2 separate regions of the Homo sapiens genome follow, and region 1 is linked to region 2. Evidence: chromatin contacts called from ENCODE Hi-C or POLR2A ChIA-PET data. All regions are on one chromosome and are shown on one strand. The core of a region is the stretch at or near the end of the contact, and the rest is flanking DNA. Distances in the headings are between cores, read along the strand shown.

What was found. A loop is a pair of places that touch in the nucleus more often than their neighbours do. ChIA-PET counts read pairs that join two places held with the same protein, here RNA polymerase II (POLR2A). Pooled maps may share reads with other maps.
Region 1: a loop to region 2 is called in a map of heart right ventricle, with 2.7 times the contacts of the local background. The contact joins two enhancer-like sites. A Hi-C loop is called at or near these places in 5 of 168 maps with a recorded cell type or tissue (Right ventricle myocardium inferior, cardiac septum, gastrocnemius medialis and 2 more) and 2 of 50 pooled maps. POLR2A ChIA-PET finds 5 or more read pairs at or near these places in 1 of 52 experiments (GM12878).

Annotation. Positions count from the first base shown.
Region 1 is chr5:173,535,173-173,540,691 of GRCh38, forward strand. No RefSeq gene overlaps it. Among named protein-coding and RNA genes, the nearest start is that of LINC02995, 42 kb to the right of the region's middle. Within about 2 kb of position 2,944, at least 4 of the 41 ENCODE cell types and tissues checked have a DNase peak (open chromatin) inside an H3K27ac peak, as active enhancers do; they include gastrocnemius medialis and heart right ventricle, where a contact is called at or near this core.
Region 2 is chr5:173,497,594-173,502,918 of GRCh38, forward strand. All of the region lies in intron 11 of LOC105377732 (a long non-coding RNA gene), which reads left to right. Among named protein-coding and RNA genes, the nearest start is that of LINC02995, 79 kb to the right of the region's middle. RefSeq lists an enhancer at 1,108-1,774. Within about 2 kb of position 1,943, at least 13 of the 41 ENCODE cell types and tissues checked have a DNase peak (open chromatin) inside an H3K27ac peak, as active enhancers do; they include gastrocnemius medialis and heart right ventricle, where a contact is called at or near this core.

The DNA of each region.
Region 1 (5,519 bases), core at 1,694-4,193, 39 kb after region 2:
AGTGTGGTACACAGAAGACAGAAATCAGGACTTAAATGTTCAAACTTAGTGATGCTCAAAGTGTGTGCATGGGAATGTGGTTTCCTAGGAAGACTGCAGAAACTGCACACCAATAGGATTCCATGGTCAAACAGATGTAGAGAATGCCAGAGTGCACAAGGCCACAGGTCTCTACTGCCAGGTTTCTCAAAGCCTTAACCACTTGTGAATCACCAAGATAGAGACTGAGTATGCAGGCTTGCCCCAGTGGATTTGACCATGGGATTTCTTTCTCATGGAGAACCTCAAGGGGCTAAAGTGTGGAGGAATGTGTTTTGGATGCCCAAAGTCAGACACTCATTCATTTTAAAAAGAAATAATCATCTGGTTCCTTTCTTAAGGTTTCCTAGCTGGTTGGAGGGGTAGATGGGACCTAAGATTGAGAGTTCTTGAAGGTATACCATGGGAGACCTCAGGGGTCATCAGATAGATGGTCAGTGAACTGTGGTTGACAGGCAACAATTTGAGGGGTCAAGAAGACCTGGGCTCAAATCTGGATTTTTCACATACCTGAGTCACATAAGCAAACACTCTAGACTCTTTCAGCCTCAGGTTTCTCATCTTTAAAATGTGGCTAATAATACCTATCTCACACAGTACTTGTGATGTCTCAAGGCTCAAACATGTATCAAAGGCTCAGTAAATGGTCGCTATGGAAGCCAACAGCATTCTCCAGGCTGCCTTGGATGTAAGGACAGATCCTACAGATATTGGAGGTAAACATTAAAGAAAAGTTAACATCCCTTTGGGTACACATTCCAAAGGTGCATAGAGATATAGCCAGGAAAGGTTCCCAGGTGAGAGTAAGAACTCTCCAGGCCGATGTTACCAGTGGAACAAGGGGCTGGTTCATTCTGGAATCTTCCTTCCTATACCTGGGGGCTGATGCATGAACCAACATCCCAACATTCCTTGGTCCTTGAAGCTGGCTTCCTTCCCCATCCTGGTGGCCATCTGTCTGAATAATCTGCACTCCAGGGTGGGTGGATGTGACATTCCTGTGACCCCACATTCCTCTCCTCCTCTTCAATCCACCTTAACCTGGTCCCTGCTCACCTCTTTAGCTTTTTTTCCCTTCACTCTTTCTGTCACTTAGTGTCTTAAGAACACTGCCCCTCCTTTACTTCCTGGCACCCTCAGGGCTCCTCCCTTGTGTCTGGAAGCCTTCCCTTCTCTTTGATGGTCTCACTCTTCCTTCAGGTCTCATTTCCAATGTCAGGCTCCTAAGAGAAGCCTTCTCTAAGCACTGCCATGATGAGTCACTCCTTTGTATAGCTTCCTCTGCTTTTTCTTCCTACCACACACTATTAACAACGATATACTTTAGTGATCTTTAAAAAATAATGTCTACCTCTCATTCCTAGGAGGGAAGCTTCATGAGGTGTGCTTTGCCTCATGAAGGGAGCCTCATCCCGGGGGCCCCTCATCCCGGGGGTCTCAGTGGAGCTGAGCACACCCATAGTTACCCATCAGATATTTGGTGAAGGGACTGATGCATGATGGGCTCTAGACAACATTTTTTGTTATTTCGGGGGTCCACGGATCCCCCAATTTTCTGAATGAGATCGCCTCCTTCATGGGTTTGGAAGGAGTGGACTGGAAACGATGGCCAAGGCTGCTTCTTCCCAGAGAGGGTTGTTTTTTTTCCAGCCTTGGCGTGTGAGTGGCCAGACACAGGAGTCTGCAAGAGGCCCCATCGTCAGCAGGAGCCTGGACCTCTCACACTCCACAGGGGACCTTTGGGCACCCCGGGAGAAAATTATCCCAACCTTTAATAGAGCATTTTCTGAACACCCAACACATTTTATTTTTAGACACTGCAAATTTTGGAAAAACTTATATTTTCTGTTTTGCTTCAGCTGCTGGGAATCTCAAGTTGGATTTGTAGCCGCTTCTTACAACCGAATAAGAGCTAAAGGCTTCCAGCTTGGGCATTAACCACACCCAGGATTCATTTTCCTTTTTTACCCCCATTCTCCTTTTATTCTGATTTCTTACTGTAATTATTCCACATCCTGATGCACGTATGTAACACCGTTGGCCATATCAAATTTTTTTCTGCAGTGATTCAGGTACTTTTTAAATTGCAGTGAAATCCACATAACATAAAATGAGCCATTTTAAGGTAGATAATTCAGTGACATTTCGTGCATTCACAATGCTATGAAACCACCACCTCTATCTAGTTTCAAAACATTTTCATCACCCCACAGGAAAACCCTGAACCGCTTAAGCAGTCACTCCCTATTCCCCTCTTCCCCAGCACCTGCAACCATCAATCTGCAGGCATTGTTTCTATAGATTTGCCTATTCTGGATATTTTATCTAAATGGAATATATAATACGTGGCCTTCTGTGTCTAGCTTCTTTCATTTGGCATAATGTTTTGAGGTTCATTCATATTGTAGCATGCATCAGTATTTCATTCCTTTTTTTTTTTTTTTTTTTGAGATAGAGTCTTACTCTGTCACCCAGTCTGGAGTGCAGTGGCGCAACCTCAGCTCACTGCAACCTCTACCTCCTGGGTTCAAGCAATTCTCCCACCTCAGCCTCCCGAGTAGCTGGGATTACAGGCGTGTGCCACCACACCCGGCTAATTTTTGTATTATAGTAGAGACGGGGTTTCACCATGTTGGCCGGGCTGGTCTCAAACTCCTGACCTCAAGTGATCCACCCACCTCAGACTCGCAAAGTGATGGGATTACACACGTGAGCCACTGCGCCCAGCCCTCATTCCTTTTTATAGTTTGTGTTGATGGATCAACTGGTTCAAAATGTGGGTCAGCAGAAGCTGGGAGCATCAAGGTCCTGCTAACATGTGACAGGCAGAAAACTCCTCCAGGTCTTTACAGAGTACACAACAGAGAGGCTCCCACCCAGAAAACCAGCGTGCCATAGATGGTCCAATATTACATTCCAGAGGTCTTGGGACCTGGGCACGAGCCGCTTCTCTCCTGAGATATTCTCCCGGAATAGACAGAGGTGTCAGTCAGCATGAAAATAACCTTGGCAGAGATCCCCACACCAGAAAGATAGCCACAAACATGTGTGTCAAGGCACATGGTTGTGGGGAGGGGGTTCTAAATTAAGCCTTGGGCTCTGTGTTCTATTGACTTGGGCCTGGTGGGGCCGACCAGTCCGTTCTGCCCCTTTGGGTGCACATCCCTGGTTTGGCAGATGCCAGGTGAGAAGGGTCTTGGGAAGGCCAAGGTGGAGGTGCTGCCAGGAGCTGTGGAATGACTTCCAGCACTCAAGCACTACATCCAGGCCAGAGACAAACCAAAGAGGGAAAGATAAAGGGAAGCAAATGAAGTTCAACTTCTTGAATGGAACTTAGAGAAGCAAATATAATGCCATTTTGGCACATGGAAAGGGTGCCATTAACATACTGACTGATTATTGAGATCAGAGATGATCAGAGGGATGACAGGGAACTGAGTTAGATGAAAATGATTGTAGAAACCACTGTGGGCTGAACCTAATTTTCCTCTGTGATGTAGCATGGTCTTCTTTTTAAATTTCATAATGATGTGAAATGGTGTTTTTGGCATTTGTGGGATGCCTAGGGCTAAGATGAACCTGAGAACTGGCCCCAGCTGTGTCGTCTCTGGTTATGTCAACTTGGGTGCATTTCCTCTCTGACTCTCAGTTTTCTCATCTGTAAAATGGAGATGATAGCATGGTTATCTTGGAGACCTACCATGTGGCTTGAAACTGACATAGCTGAGATGCCTGGCACTTGCAGGTGCTCCTTCAAGTGAAGCTTGATCTCTTCCTCCTTCTTTCTCTTCTAAATATCAAAGGAAAAATAGGCCTTTAGCTGAATACAATAAAGCATAGCTATCAGTGATGCAACGTTACCCCTAATGGTGGGCTGCAGTGAGAAAGCAAAGGAGTAAGACACAGTGAACACCTGTAATTGAGATGGCTTCAAGACTTCAAGTTGGAAAAGATAAAATAAATCCATAAATCATTCTACTATAAAGACACATGCACACGTATGTTTATTGCAGCACTATTTATAATAGCAAAGATGTGGAACCAACCCAAATACCCATCTATGATAGACTGGATAAAGAAAATGTGGCACATATACACCATGGAATACTGTGCAGCCATAAAAAAAGAATGAGTTCATGTCCTTTGCAGGGACATGGATGAAGCTGGAAGCCATCATTCTCAGCAAACTAACACAGGAACAGAAAACCAAACACCACATGTTCTCACTCATAAGTGGGAGTTGAACAATGAGAACACATGGACACAGGAAGGCGAACAACACACAACGGGGCCTGCCGGGGGGTGGGGGGCAAGGGTAGGGAGAGCATTAGGACAAATACCTAATGCATGCAGGGATTAAAACCTAAATGACAGGTTGATAGGTGCAGCAAATCACCATGGCACATGTATACCCATGTAACAAACCTGCACCTTCTGCACATGTATCCCAGAACTTAGAGTAAAATTAAAAAAATCCATGGGAGAAACAATTTCAGAATAACTCAAAACACTGCACAGTGTGAAGCAGGTACTCCCTCCTTTGGTCTCAGTTGGTGCCCTCTCCTCTGGATAGCCTCATCTGAAACCTGCGATGGGTGAAAGCCACTCCATCCCAGCAGGTTTCCCATCCTGGCACTGACACCACATCAAAATGATCTAATTGTGGTTCTGGGCCTCCTGCCTCCAACCTACTGTGAAGACTGCCTGGCACATAAACACTTCTTAAAATATGATAAGCTAGCATTTAATGAACACTTAATACATCAGACAGCCTGTACCAAGATCTCTGTATTTGCCTCTTTTTTTCATGACAAAAATGCTAAGGTGCAGGGCATATTATTATCCCTAATGTGTGGAGGAGAGAAGTGAGAGTCACAGAGAGAATATACTTGCCCAAGGTTAGTAGGGTGGCAGGCAGCAGAGCTGAGCTTCAACCCAGGAAGCCAGAGTTCAGAGGCACTGCGCAGAATCTCAGACCCTTTGCAAACCATACATCCAATAGGGAGTTACTATCCAAAACATGTAAGGAACACAAATAGCAAGAAAACAAATAACCCAATGAAAAAATGGGCAAAGGATCTGAAGAGACATTTCCCAAAGGAAGACACACAAATGGCCAACAGGTACAGTCTATGAAGAAATGCTCAACATCATTGATTATCAGGGAAAAGCAAATTAAAATTATAATGAGATCACCTCACACCTGTAAGAATAGCTTTTATTAAAAAAAAGAGAGAGAAAACTAATGTTGGAGAAAATGTAGAGAAAAGGGAACCCTCGTTACATTGATAATGGGATAGCATAAATTAGTACAGCCATTATAGAGAACAGTATGGAAGTTCCTCAAAAAATTGAAAATAGAACTATCACATCATCCAGAAATCCACTTCTGGATATATGTCTGGTATGGTTTGAATTTGTGTCTCCACTCAAATCTCATGTTGAATTGCAAACCCCAATGTTAGAGGAGGGTCCTGGTG
Region 2 (5,325 bases), core at 693-3,192:
AACTCTTGGTGTCTTTTTGTTCTCCCACAAAGCTTCCTTCTTATCCATGGTTCCTTTCCGTGGATCCCTTTTCTCCCTAAAGTGATCCTGGAGCTGTATGGGAATGTTCCACGCTACCCCTGCTGTGTCCTCTTAGGACAATGCCTTCCAGCCCTCTGGGACCCACCTGGGGGACAGAGTGAGAACTGTGGTTCTCAGAGCCACAAATAGGACAAGCAACTCCATGGACAGAGGTCAGGCAAAGGCTTCATGGGTGCCCGGGAGGAGGCTGCGCCACCGAGCAGGAAGTGGCCACCACAGGTTGCAAGTGGCCGGCTGTGGGATGGGCCTTCGGGCTGCTGGAGACCCCGTTCTGCGTGGCTTCCCGCACCCGATGGCCCGTTCCCCAGTCTTGGAATGCTTGGATCATAAGGGCTCTGATCTTTTGTGAGCTCTGCCGTTTTTGTTTGTTTCAAGATCTTTATCACAGTTAAATAATTTTTTTAGGAGTTTATGTATGGGTAGTTTAAATGTTCTTGAATATGTTTTTTTTCATTTAAAATTTTTTAATCTCTCAATCCTAAATACACACACACACACACACACACACACACACACACACACGCAGACATACACATATGCAGCCTTCTGTGAATATTGGATATGGAACCAATTACTCTAGGTTGCAGTAATTACTTTTATATAACTAGAGTTGGGGACTTGTGAATCAATTCCATACCCATTAGCAATGTACGCGTGAGCCAAGATTTTTTTTTTCTTTCTTTTTTTAACAGGACTGGACAGTGTTGAATCCTTGGGGGGAAGAAAAACCAACACTTTTTTTTTAAGCTGACAGCACATTCCATCCACTCGGCAATGTAGAACTAATGAAGATATAAGTGTAAGAAAACCTATAATTGAATCCAGCACGTAGCAAGCATAGTTGAGCGGCGAGTACACCCAAGCTGAAATCACATGTGCTCCTGTCTAATCCTCTCCGGGCGCCCAGCACAGGGAAATATTTCTGGATTGTGTCTCAGGCTGTGATTTCTATCCAAGGCAGAATAGAAACGGCCTTTTCCCTGGGCAGAGGCTTTGGGCTGTCAGGGGACACCTGAGTTGCCTTTGATAAGGCTGCCGTTTGGATGGTGATTTAAAGAGCAAGTCTAGAAAAAAATAACCTTGAGAAAGAGGAGTGTTTTGGACTAGAGCCCTTCTTGCGCGCTTTCATTCCGCTTCCCTTGCCAGTGTTTCTCAGTTTCCCCCATGGTGGCTGGAGGTGCGTCTGTCCCCACAACCCAGAATTGGGGCAGTCCCTCAGGAGCTGCTTTTCGATCCCAGCCCTCTGGTGTCCAACATTCAGAGCAAGCCCGATCAACCCAGCCCACTAAGTTCCCTGCATCCGAGGACCCCTTTGATGCGTGGATCCGAGTGGGAGGGAGGCCAGAGTGCAACTGTGTTTTCCTTTCAACATTCCTCAGGAGTGATTCACTGCCAGGTGTCCCCAATACCCCCAGCTGCTCCGTCCCCTGCAGTTGTTCCGTAGGGATGAGGCTTTTTGATGCCCTGTCCTTGGCCCTGCCTGGCTTCCTGTCTGGGGCAGGAGAGAGCAGAATGGCCCCCAGAAACTCTGCTCTGGATGTAGGACTGCTTGCTCTGGAAGCTGTGGTGTGTGCCTCTGGCAGGCTGCTCTGACCAGCAAGCGGCAGCTGGATGCTTTGTGCACTGAACTAAGGCTGCGGTGGGTTGAATGTGCATACCTCTGCGTGGCTCCCACAGTACCCACCACTCCCTGTTGTTTCCTGCTCAGTGTAACGTTCTATTTCGTTATCTGGGTTCTCTGCTGGGCAGTGTTTGAGTTTAGACCCTGACCAGAGAGAGGGAGCAGGTGCTGTGCCATGTGGCCACTGTGGCGGATTTATGCAGGGGCACCCACTCCCCGGCTGCCCCTGCCTCCAGGCAGTTGAGCTGAGGGTGTTTGCTCAGCTGCCCTGGCGCCTAGCCTGTGGGGCCATGGCCTTCTGCTTCTAGGCCATGGAAGGTGGCATGGGCCCAGAGAATTGGGCAGGTGTGCTGCCAGGCCCAGTCCCCGGGGCCTTGGGGGCCTGGATTGGAAGCTGCAGGGAGGTCCCTGGGAGTCCTCTGAGCAGGCGGCCTGCGTTGGGACACCCTGGCCTTTTAGCTGTTGAGTCCTAGTTGGAAGGGGCATTCATTCCAGGGACATTCTTTCTGTCTGGAGCAGAGACTTGGCCTGAACCTTGAACCAAAAACCGGAACAAACTGCACTCGTTTGCTCAACCTCGAACCAAATCCAAATATTGTTTATATCGCTGAGAACCAAACCAGGGTTCTGGGGTTTGGTTTGGTTTGTTTTCCCACCAGAGAACATTTAGGGAACAAGGCTGAGCTGCAACAGGACTAGGAGGGAACCTGAAGAGGCCCTTTGTGTGGATTTTGGACTCAGCGAGCTCTCGGTCAGGGGAACACTGCAAGACACAGTTAGGTCTGCAGAGGTTGCACTAGGTGGACTGTAGGGCTGGAGAAGCTATGGGGCCAACGTCTGTCCTGAGGAGAGGACAGTCACAAGTCCACATCTCTGTAAACAGTGCTGTGTGGTGTGGGATGCCCCGTACATTGCTACCAGGCAGCAGTGATGACTAGGGGATGCCAACGGTGGGTACAGAACTGCATACATGGAGGGAACTTTAATGAAATCATGCACCGATTGATTTTTCTGAATTTATTTCCGGTTTACTCTAGGTCACTCAATAGCCATCTGCTTAGCACCTGGCGCCATACTGAGGCAGATCCCAAAGAAACAGCAAAGGGTTGGCCTCCACTCTCTCCGAGTCCTTGGTACACTTTGGGGGCTGGCGCTACAGTGTCTTGGAGATACACTGTCATGTTCAAATAGTGTAGCTCACAAATTCATGTCCCCTTGGAAGCTCAGGATGTGGCCCTATCTGGAAATAGGGTCTTTGTAGATGTAATTCATTAAGGTTCTCATGACAAAAGCGTCCTGGATTTTGAGTGGGCATGAACTCCAATGACTGGTGTCCTTGTAATAAGAGGAGAGGACACACAGCCACACAGGGAGAAGGAGGCCACATGAAGACAGGGGCAGAGGCTGGAGGGAGGCAGCCAGAAGCCAAGGAGGCCAGGGAGGAGTTGCTCCTGGAGTCTTCGGAGGGAGTGCAGACCTGTGACACTGTGAAAGGTGTCCCTTTCCTGTGGGAAAGTAAATATCTGTTGTTTGAAGCCACTCACAGTCACACAAACCAAATAGTGAAGCCCCCGAGATGCCACACTCACACCTCCTTTCTTTGAAAAAGTGAATTCTTCTGCATAATTAGCCACATTTTTGTCATGTGACCTTGCCACCCTGGTCACACATGGTTGGACCCAGGATTGGTTGGACATATGGCAATGCCCATGCTGGATTGGGAGATTTCTCATCAGCTTGTCCTTTGAGAAAAAGAGACACATGCACACAGAGGGGCATCTGGTGGAAGTCAAGATATGGAGCAGGAGGCAGAAACCTGAAAATAGGTTGATGCAGAGAGCGGCAAGAAGCTCTGATGAAGAGAGAGCGAGCGAGAGTGAGAGTGTTAGGGGCAGTCTGCAGAATCGGTGGCCATGTTGCTCACTCAGCAGAAGCACTGTTAGATCCTCCAAGAAGCCTGGGTCCGGCTACTGTGAATGCATTTGCTTCCTAGGCTCCTGCACTTCCTCTGGATTCTCGTAGTCCAGCCCCAAGTCCAGAGAGAACCCGGGCACTCCTCTGTTCCCGGCAAATGAAACAGCCCAGCCAACACCAAACACAGGTGACACCACCGAGAAAAATAGGCACTCACATTTGGTTGTGTTTCATCCAAGGCCAGCCCGTATATAAACTATTTCCTGGCTGTGTTACCCGTGCAGTTGCTTAACCTCTGTGAGTGTCATCTATCAAATGGAGTTCATGCCATCCTCAGAGGGTTTTGTGAGGATTAAATAAGCCATAGAAAACGAAACACTCACTCCAATGCCTGGCATCAAGCAGGGTCCTCATGGTTTCCTTTGCTTCGAGGGGATGCAGCAATTCAAAGTCTGGATTGAGGTCTGGGTCTATAGTGTTGAAAACTGACACATGCTTCCACATGCTTCCAGTTTAACCAGTCTGCAAGTGATATTTTGAAAACTCTTTGGAAGGGTTCAGTTCAAGTTTCCATAACACAATTGAACTTGGGTGGAAATTTAGCAAAGCAGTGTGTTCCTCCTCCCCGCCCTGGACTTTTTTTCTTTCTTGTTTATGGCTTGATTTTCACTGATGTTCCTGCAAGAACTCATCCATACAGCATTAATTAAGACATCAGCAGAGGCCCTGAAAGTTGATTTTTGGAGCCCATTAGCCTGCCAGAACATTTCCTAGCTTATGAAAAAATTTTTTTTACAAGTCTGATAACACTTTGTACATCATTGGACCTCAACAGTATCGCGCAACCAAATCAGCACTGGCCTCACCCTCACTGTTTCCTAACGCTGCGCCATTCTCTAGTGCTCCAGCTCTGGGCCACGCCCCCGGCCTGGGCACCCAGTCCTTTAAGAGAGACAGCATAAGATTTTTAAAATGTGGAATCATGTTCCTCACGGGCACGCGACTTAGGAAAAACAAGGAGAGTTGAGGCAAAACAGATCATATTATCTAGTGCAGCCTATCGTGTCTTCCGGAGGTAGAAATGCTTCTTTAGGAGGTCCCCAGTGCGGTTCCCAGGCCCTGTGCCTCCAGTTCCACCCTCTGATTTTCATCCTTGGTCTTCTCCTCTTCCTACCAGGCTGGCTCAGCCGCCAGCCTGCTCTGTGGCTGAGCAGTTCCGTAGCAGGGCTCTGCTGCATGCATTTCCCAGTGTGCTTTCCCAGTGATGGCTCCCAGTGGAGAGGATAAAGGTGTGGTGGGAAAGGAAAAAAGACCCCCATGTGAATGACCAAAAATAGCAGCTCTAGCTAGGGGAGGGCAAGGAGGCGGGGGGCAAGAAATGGGGATGTATACAGAGGCTGTGAGGGGCCCTGTAATGTTTTATTTCTTTTTTGAGATATGGTCTCACTCCCGTCGCCCAGGCCAGAGTGCAGTGCACCACCACGCCTGGCTAATTGTCTGTATTTTTTTTAGTAGAGATGGGGTTTCACCATGTTGCTCTGGCTGGTCTCAAACTCCTGGACTCAAGTGATCCACTTGCCTTGGTCTCCAAAAGTACTGGGGTTACAGGCGTGAACTACCATGCCTAGCCTGTTTTATTTCTTTGTTTTAAAAAAAGGTTGGTGGGAAAAATGGCATCATGATAAGACAATAAGTTTGGTTAGAGCTTA